Regions from separate parts of the Homo sapiens genome. Here region 1 is linked to region 2. Evidence: read pairs that join two places in POLR2A ChIA-PET (ENCODE). Cell type or tissue: PC-3. All regions are shown on one strand. Links, peaks and the distances in the headings refer to the core of each region. The heading gives the core; the rest is flanking DNA.

Evidence for each region. ChIA-PET counts read pairs that join two places held together with the same protein. Peaks named below come from ENCODE experiments on the same cell type or tissue, not always from the same donor. Only the 100,000 strongest peaks of a DNase experiment are listed, where the experiment ranks them.
Region 1: POLR2A ChIA-PET joins it to region 2 with 5 read pairs; 3 of 35 experiments call an interaction of 5 or more read pairs at or near these places.

What each region holds. Positions count from the first base shown.
Region 1 is chr2:188,156,548-188,160,954 of GRCh38, reverse strand. The region is part of intron 2 of LINC01090 (long intergenic non-protein coding RNA 1090); the gene reads left to right. Among named protein-coding and RNA genes, the nearest start is that of LINC01090, 130 kb to the left of the region's middle. In PC-3, for the core only: no CTCF peak of the experiment used is centred there; a DNase peak (open chromatin) is centred at 2,414; H3K27ac peaks cover 1,205 bases.
Region 2 is chr2:188,040,742-188,045,148 of GRCh38, reverse strand. The region is part of intron 2 of LINC01090 (long intergenic non-protein coding RNA 1090); the gene reads left to right. Among named protein-coding and RNA genes, the nearest start is that of LINC01090, 240 kb to the left of the region's middle. In PC-3, for the core only: no CTCF peak of the experiment used is centred there; no DNase peak of the experiment used is centred there.

The DNA.
Region 1 (4,407 bases), core at 136-4,135, 120 kb before region 2:
GGTAAGTGCAAAAATTATTATAACCCTAATATCAAGGAAGGTACTATGCTGCCATTCTATATTAAAACAAAATTAATTTTAGCTTTGGAATAATTTTCCTTTAAGCTCAACCCTTTCTAATTCTAAGGCTTCTGTGGTTAATAACTCTGCCATTTTACTAGACAGGCCTCAAAAAGGCCAGTTATATCCTAGACTATGGTGAAATGGGTGAACTCTACAAACACTGAGTTCTCACAGTTGAATCTACAAGGGACCATCAGTTAACTTAAGGGCAGTCAGTCCACTGGTTGGCCACCTATCCATGGCAACCGAGACAAGAAATAGCAATTTTCCTTCTTAGACATTTAACTAGTTTGATGAAAATGAAAACAAGTTAGCAATGAGAATGTAAGCTAAGAAGAAGTCATAGGTAGAAAGTCAGGACTATAAGGGATTACAACAAATCATAATTTCTAAAAAGCTGAAATTCTGCTTCAGTGGAAAAATTAATAGTAGAGGTTGAGATATCCTATCATAAATTTACCCAAAGAAGGACTACAAATTTAGCTGAGCCTCATCAATGGTGGAGCATGGAGTGAAAATTTTAGAGTCAGTATTTCCATAGATTCCAGTTTTATTCAGGTTTCATATTTCTCTCAGTTCATGTTGTTCAGCTTTGATTGTTCAGTATTTTATAAATTTGCATGTCCATACGTGTAATTTAAGATTCTTTTGGTTACAAATGACTTATGTAAAAATATGAATTTATCGTGGTACACTTAGGCCTATTATATATTCCATTCCATCAAAGAGTTGGGCCACCAGACAGGGGAAAAGCAAAATTTTATAAAACTTTCCTTAATATGCTAACATTAATATAACACAGGTCCTGCAAAACCAGTCTATCATTTAGTTTAAAATTATTTATTCATAGGAAAAAATATTTGATTAGTCTACCTTTTTTAGGTGTACCATTGATGATTCCTTGGGAAGAACAAAGATGTGGGGAGTGACACCCATGTTAAAAGAGGGTAGTTTTTGGAGTAGATGGACTGGAAAGAGAATTTAGTATGTATGCACCACAATGTTGATTCTTACAACTTCTAAATTATTTGAGATACGTTGACAAGTTTTTTTGTTATTTGCAAATAAAAGAGTCAAACTACCCTCAGCATTAAATTTGAGGCATTTACACATGGTGGCAATAATACATCTTCATATTTTTCAAGGAGTTATGAAATCCAGAGGCTCTCCAACCTGTAGTCTCAACTGCCCAATCAGATTTCCAACTTGAAGATTCCAAGAATTCCAGAGCATGTTATGAGTGGCTGAATATCTGGTCCCAAGTGAGGTAGCTGCATGCTAGGCTAGTATGTTTAGATAATTTTTCTATGAACTTTGTTAAGCTAATTTTATTTGTAAATAACCAAGCAAAAATCATAGCTTTTTCCTTAGAATGACAGAACGAGAGAATTATCTACACATTTCCTTATAGCTCTAATCATCATTTAATTCCTAACCCTTAATTCCTTGAGCAAATTCATGCAAAATCCCCATTCTATTTAGTTGGTCTCAATACCTGCATTTTCGAAAATCTTACCAGGCTTGTTCTTGAGTATTTAATGGAATGATCTGCTCTAGGTCTGTATGTACTAAGAAGTCTAGATATTTCTCAGATGCAAACACAGCTACTTCCTCGGCTTATTGGGAAGGCATCTTATGTGATCTGTAAATAAAATTCAAAACGTATTAGAATGATTAAAGGAGTTTTCTTTAAGTAACCGAAGAAAATAAGTTTAAGTAAAGTGCACTTTGCCTCATAACAATGTTAGTAATATTTTATACCTTGTTATCTCATTAGTATGTCTTATCAATGCTTTAAACTATTAATTCTTTGTTGAGAGGTATGTAAGCAGAAAGTGAAATTTTGTAAACCCTAGAAGAAAAATTCCAAAGCTCAAACATATGTATAAAAGGAAAATTTATTTTGCTTTTAACATTTGTTATATTTTAGAATGCCAAATGCTGATTCGGTTAGTCATTAAAAGCCAGAAAGCTTGGCACGTGGCTCACGCCTGTAATCCCAGCCCTTAGGGAGGCTGAGGGGGGCAGATCACAAGGTCAGGAGTTTGATAGCAGCCTGGCCAACATGGCAAAACCCCGTCTCTACTAAAAGCATACAGAATTAGCTGGGCATACTGGCAGGTGCCTGTGATCCCAGCTACTTGGGAGGCTGAGGCAGGAGAATCATTTGAACCCAGGAGGCGGAGGTTAGTGAGCCGAGATCTCGCCATTGCACTCCAGTCTGGGCAACAGGACGAGACTCCATCTCAAAAAAAAAAGTCAGAAAAAGTGTGTTCTGGAGTTAGCAGATCTGGGAATGACTATGCAAATACAAAGACATTCCAAAAGAGATATAAGCCAGGGGTTGCATTCAACTGAGTCAACCTTTTCGACATGATTTTATTGAAAGATGACTCAACTAGTTATTGCTAAGACAATAACATGGACAGTTTCCCATGAAGATTGGTGTGATACTGTTTGGAATAGAGACACATTAACTAACTTTTCATTAGTATAAAGAGAAAAACAAAATGCAGCAAATGTTCTGGTAAGAGGAATTTTATTTCTGGAATATTAATTAAATAGCAGAGTAATGATTAGAATGAAGGGACAACTGATAAAGTAGTTCAAAATAATCCCTTCATTATGGCAGTTTACTTTAGAATAATACGTTGGGTATACAGCTTTATGGAAACAAAATAAACAGTTCTCGATAACATAAAATTATGACATTAATTCACTGTAAAGGCCTCTTGTAGCTTGGAAGTTTATAAGAAAGTTAAACAGTTTTCAGTAGTGCAGGTTTGTGTAGATAATTTAATAAAGTAGAAATAATCTTAAGAAAAATGCTTTATGTATTTATTACAAACTAAATTAATTAATGAAAATCTTTCCTTTAGAACATTTCTGTTGACCAATATTTTATCTACCACATTTTGGAACTTGCTCTCCTGTATGTATTAATAATAAATCCACTGTATGAAGCCCTGATTCCAAGTGTGGCAATATATGAGTTCCCTAATATAAAGGCAAAGCTGGGATTATATTAAATTTCGTTTTTGAAGTTATTGTTATAAGACAGAATGAAACTTTTGTAATATTTATTTTTCTCATTTAGTCATTTAGAAATAAGAATTTATAGAGTTTTAATTTTGTAATAGATCCAAATTCTTGATTATAATTAATTTTCAGCAATAAGATTCACTTCTATTTGAAGTGATTAAAATAAAAGCTTCTTTATTAAGATTACAAACCTTAATAGATTCAAGTACTAGATATGTTTATTTGGATTTGTTTCTAAGGAATTAAATGTCACTGAGAGAACAAAGGTTTTTTTGTTGTTGTTGTTGTTGTTTTGTTTTTTACATACTTGCCACAGTTGAGCAGAACCCGCTAAATGAACTCCATTACCAATGTTACTAATGTTATTTTGGGTACTGATTTTAGGTGATTATAAAATAAAACAGTTTAGAGAATGTTTACACTATTATTTCCTTTACATAATTCATCTTATTCAAATTGATAATTGTCCTTTCTAACAAGAAATTAAATTGTGCAGATATTATTGTTAGAAATATTGGTATCGTTACTTACCTATCCACAATATCAAACATCAAAAAATAATAAAACCGAGCACAAAAAAGGCATACACATTGAAAAGAGAGAAATACAGCCATCTTTATGTATAGATGAATAATTGTCTATGCAAATAATCCTAATAAATCTACAAAAAGAAAACACAAACAAATACCAACCTCCTTGAACTAATAAGTGAGTTAAGCAAGGGTGCATGTTACCAGATCAACATACAAAGTCAATCCACTCCTATATACTGGTTATGAGTATGTGTGAAACATTTACGATTGCTCCACTGAAAATGAAAACTTAGTTACAAATCTAATAAAATATGTAAAGAATCCTCATGCTAAAATTTTAAAATGATAATGATAGAAAATTTAAAAAATCTAAATAAACGACATAATAAGAGACATCCTATATTCATGGATTGGAACATATTAAATGTGTCACTTCACCGAAAATTGGTCTGTAGGCTTAATGCAGTCCTTATTAAAATCCTAGTGAGTTTTATTTAGACATAGACATAGACAAAAGCATTATAAAATTTATATGGAAAAGCAAAGAAACTAGAGTAGTTAAAAACAGTTTTGAAAAAGGTTAATAAAGTGGGAGGAATCATTGTATCTGCTACAATTGAATATTACTCAGCAAAAGAACAAACTATTGATCACCATGACACCTTTGATGGATCTCAAAGGAATTATGCGGAGTGAAAAGAGCCAGTCTCAAAAGTAACATGCTGTAAAATTACATTTACATAGTATTCCTGAAATGCCAATATTATAG
Region 2 (4,407 bases), core at 259-4,258:
CTTTACAATGAAAGTTGTGTATTAGTTAGGCTTCTCTAGAGGGCCAAAACTAATAGAATAGATGTATATATGAAAGGGAGTTTATTCAGTAGTATTGACTTACATGATCATGAGATGAAGTCCCACAATAGGCCATCTGCAAGCTGAGGAGCAAGGAAGCCAGTCCAAGTCCCAAAACCTCAAAAGTAGGGAAGCCAAGAGTACAGCCTTCAGTCTGTAGCTGAAGGCCCAAGAGCCCCTTGCAATTCACTGGTGTAAGTCTGATATGGTTTGGTTCTGTGTCCCCACCCAAATCTCACTTTGAATTGTAATAATCCCCAAGATGTCAAGGGCGGGGACCAGGTGGCAGCTTTCCCCATACTGTTCTTATGATAGTGAGTTCTTTCGAGATCTGATGGTTTTGTAAGTGTCTGGCATTTCCTCTGCTGGCACTCATTCTCTTGCCTGCTGCCATGTAAGACATGCCTTTTTCCTCTTTTGCCTTCTGCCATGACTGTGAGGCTCCCCCAGCCATGTAGAACTGTGAGTTCATTAAACCTCTTTTTCCTAGTCTTGGGTATGTCTTTATTAGCAGCATGAGAACAGACTAATACAAAGTCCAAGACTCCAAAAGCTGAAGAAATTGGAGTCTGATGTTTGAGGGCAGGAAGCATCCAGCACAGAAAAAGATGAAGGCCAGAAGGCTCAGCAAGTCTGCTCTTTCCAATTTCTTCTGCCTGCTTTATCCTGCTCACACAGGCAGCTAATTAGATGGTGCCCACCCAGACAGAGGGTGGGTCTGCTCCCCCAGTCCACTGACTCAAATATTAATCTCTTTGGCAACACCCTCACAGACACACCCAGGAACAATACTTTGCATCCGTCAGTCCAATGAAGTTGACACTCAATATTAACCATCACAGATGGCTTTTCCTCCAGTTCCCAATGTCTTGTTCCTCATCTCTGTCTGAGACCTTATCAGAATGGCCTTTACTGTACATATTTCTATGAACATTCTGTTCATAATCACCTAGAAAAACTTCTAAGAATTAGGCTCCCTCTACAGCTATCCTCTTCTGAGCCCTCACCAGAATCACCTTTAATGCTCTGTTCATGGCAATATAGGTTTTTTCTATATTGTTCCTTCAAATTATTTCAGCCTCTATTTATTACCCAGTTCCAAAGCCACTTCCACATTTTTAGTTGTCATAGCAACTCCCAACTCCTGGTACCCACTTCTGTCTTAGTTTTATGTTGCTATAACACAATATGACAAACTGGGTAATTTATGTTTTTTCTTTATTTCTTCTAAAAAAGAATAACAGGATATATGTACAGAATGTTTAGGTTTGTTACATAGGTATACGAGTGCCATGGTGGTTTGCTGCACATATTGACCTATCCACTAAGTTCCCTCCCCTCACCCCTCACCCCCAACAGGCCCTGGTGTGTATTGTTTCCCTCTCTGTGTCCGTGTGTTCTTAATGTCAACTCCCACTTATGAGTGAGAACATGCAGTGTTTGGTTTTCTGTTCCTGTGTTAGTTTGCTGAGGATGATGGCTTCCAGCTTCATCCGTGTCCCTGGAAAGGACGTGAACTCTCTTTTTTCATGGCAGCATAGTATTCCATGGTGTATAGGTACCACGTTTTCTTTATCCAGTCTATCATTAATGGGCATTTGTGTTGATTCTGTGTTTTTGCTATTGGAAATAGTGCCTCAATAAGCATACATGTGCATGTGTCTTTACAATAGAATGATTTATATTCCTTTGGGTATATATGACAAACTGGGTAATTTGTAAAGAACAAAGACTTATTTCTCACTGTCCTTTTAACCACTGAGAGGTTAAATATTAAAGTGCTGGCATCTGGTGTCTAGTGAGGGCCTTCTTGCTATGGATACAAATGTTATATCCTCATGTGGCAGAAAAGCAAAAGAGAAAGAACCCACTTAACAAGTCCTTTTTATTGTGGCATTAATCCATTCAAGAGGATTGAACCTCACTACCTAAAAATCTCCTGTTAGGTCTCACCACTCAACATTGTTGCACTGGGGATTAAATTTCAACATGAGTTTTGGGAGGGACAAATACATTCAAACCGTAGCCATAGTAATTATTTCCCCACAAATTATTACCAAGTACTCTGTTATCTAGTGTCTACTATTTATTTTCAATACTGAAAAAGTGTGATTTGCTTTTATGTTTACTATAATAATTAAGAATAAGGAAAGAGTCCATTTTTTGAAATCGTTCTCATTTAACACATTTGGGCTAATTAAATGAAATTCTCAATGCTAGTCTTTTATGAACAAAAAAAGAAGAGAATATTTGAGTGCCCCAGTGGAAAAAATATGGCAAAAATAAAACAAGGGAAAGAACCCTCTGGCTATTTTCTCACTTTCTTTCTCAAGTCAGTTTATCCTTATGTCACTTTCCTCTGATCCTGCTTATAATGTTGTCTCTGTAGAACACATTATTTTAGTCTGCCCAGAACATTTCTCTCTCCTTCTTGTAGGTTGGATATGTGACATAAGTGAGGTGAGTCATGGCTAGCATTCATTAATCTGGCCAAATTGCCAGTATGGGAGTAGTCACATGATTCAAGTTAGGAAAAGCAGAGTTCTGTGGGGTTTTTCTAAGTAGAACTAGCAGGAAGAATTCTCTCTTCTCTTTTGGATATCAAGTATTAAATGTAGTCTAAAAAACCCTTCAGGGAGCAAGTCTTTTTCATGTGACAAAGCCCAAGAAGTATACAAGAAGCAGAAGGAGTCTTACAGGAACAAATCCTCAGATTCATACTCTAATGCCTCTGAGATGCCCGGTTCCTGCAGTTCTTCCTTTAATTTTTGCAGCTATCTTATATCCTTCCAATCCATCCCATGTTTAGATTAAACTATTTTGAATTTAGTTTCCTTCATTTGGAATGGAAAATATCTGCTTGAAGCTGCATGTTCAAAAAGGGAATGTCAAAGGATACTGTAGTATTCATACTTTATATACCTTCTTTAAACTGCACCTCAGCGATTCATCTGTACCAAATTTTACATCAAAATCAAAAATCTCCATTGCACAGACTCATTTATAACTATAACGTGGGTGTTGTTGGGATTCTCCATTTGCCTTCTCTAACATTAGACTCTGCTACACAATGATGCAATGTATGTTTAGTTTTTTCTACTGCAAAGACTGAATCTCTAGAATTGTTTTTCCCCTTGCTCTTGAGAGCTAACAGAATATTCAGTGTAACTTCTTGCCCACTTTCCATATTCATATGATAATCAGATATTTGCCCTGTTAGATCTTCTAAATTTCTAATTAATCACACAGTTTAACGTACAAAGAAAATTTAAAAATGCTCCCAAGTTTCTTTTTTTAAAAGAAAATTATTTTTTAAAATGTATTTTAAGTATGCTCTTCTTAAAATGTTACTTTAGCTCCATGGAGATAATCCTTTTTGATTCTATTCATGTTACATCTACATGTTCTTTAAATATCTGTATAAGAACTACCCTTTCTAGCACTACCTGAAATTTATAATTTATTCATAAAGCATTTTTATGATGTTTTTCTTTATGTTTTTGCATACTTTGTCTGCTTTTTTTCTGAAGTAAAATATTTTTTACTGATTATAATGTGAATACATAATTAGGCAGAAAATTAAAGCAATAGAAGAAATAATAAGAGTAAAATTTTCTCCAAATCGAAGCAGGCCATTGTAAACAGTTAAACTAAACACCTTTTTAATTTAAACTTTTGAGGTAATTGTAGATTTATATGCAGTTCTTAGAAATTACAGGGAAATATCCCTTGTTCCTTTACCCAGTTTTCCCCAATAGTAACATCTTGTAAAACTATATATTAATATCATGACTAGACTATTGACTGGATATTTTGACATGTGTGTTGCTAGTACATAAATGCAATTTATTTTCATATATTTATGTGAACTTACATATTGACTCTAGAAGGTATCTTCTTGCAGATTTTTTGTTTTGTTTTTATGTAGATAATTATGCCATCTCCAAGTAAGAACAGTTTTATTTTTTCCTTTCTCATCTGTTCACAACAAAGTGCTAAATTAGATATAGATTTTTTAATGCCTTTATCATGTTGAGGAAGTTTCTCTCTATTCCTGTTTTTCTGAGAACTATTTATCATGGATGGGTGCTGACTTTTTCAAATGCTTTTTCTGCATCAATTGGCATAATTATGTGATTTTTCTTCTTTAACCTGTTGTGGTGAATATTGATTTACATTTGTGAATATTGAAATTACCTTGCGCTTATCCCTGAAATAGACTTGACTTGATCATTTGGTCATGGTGTTTGTGTGTGTGCATGTATATATTTATTTATTTACTGTATTAGTTCATTTTCATGCTGCTATAAGAACATAAACAAGACTGAGTAATTTATAAAGGAAAGA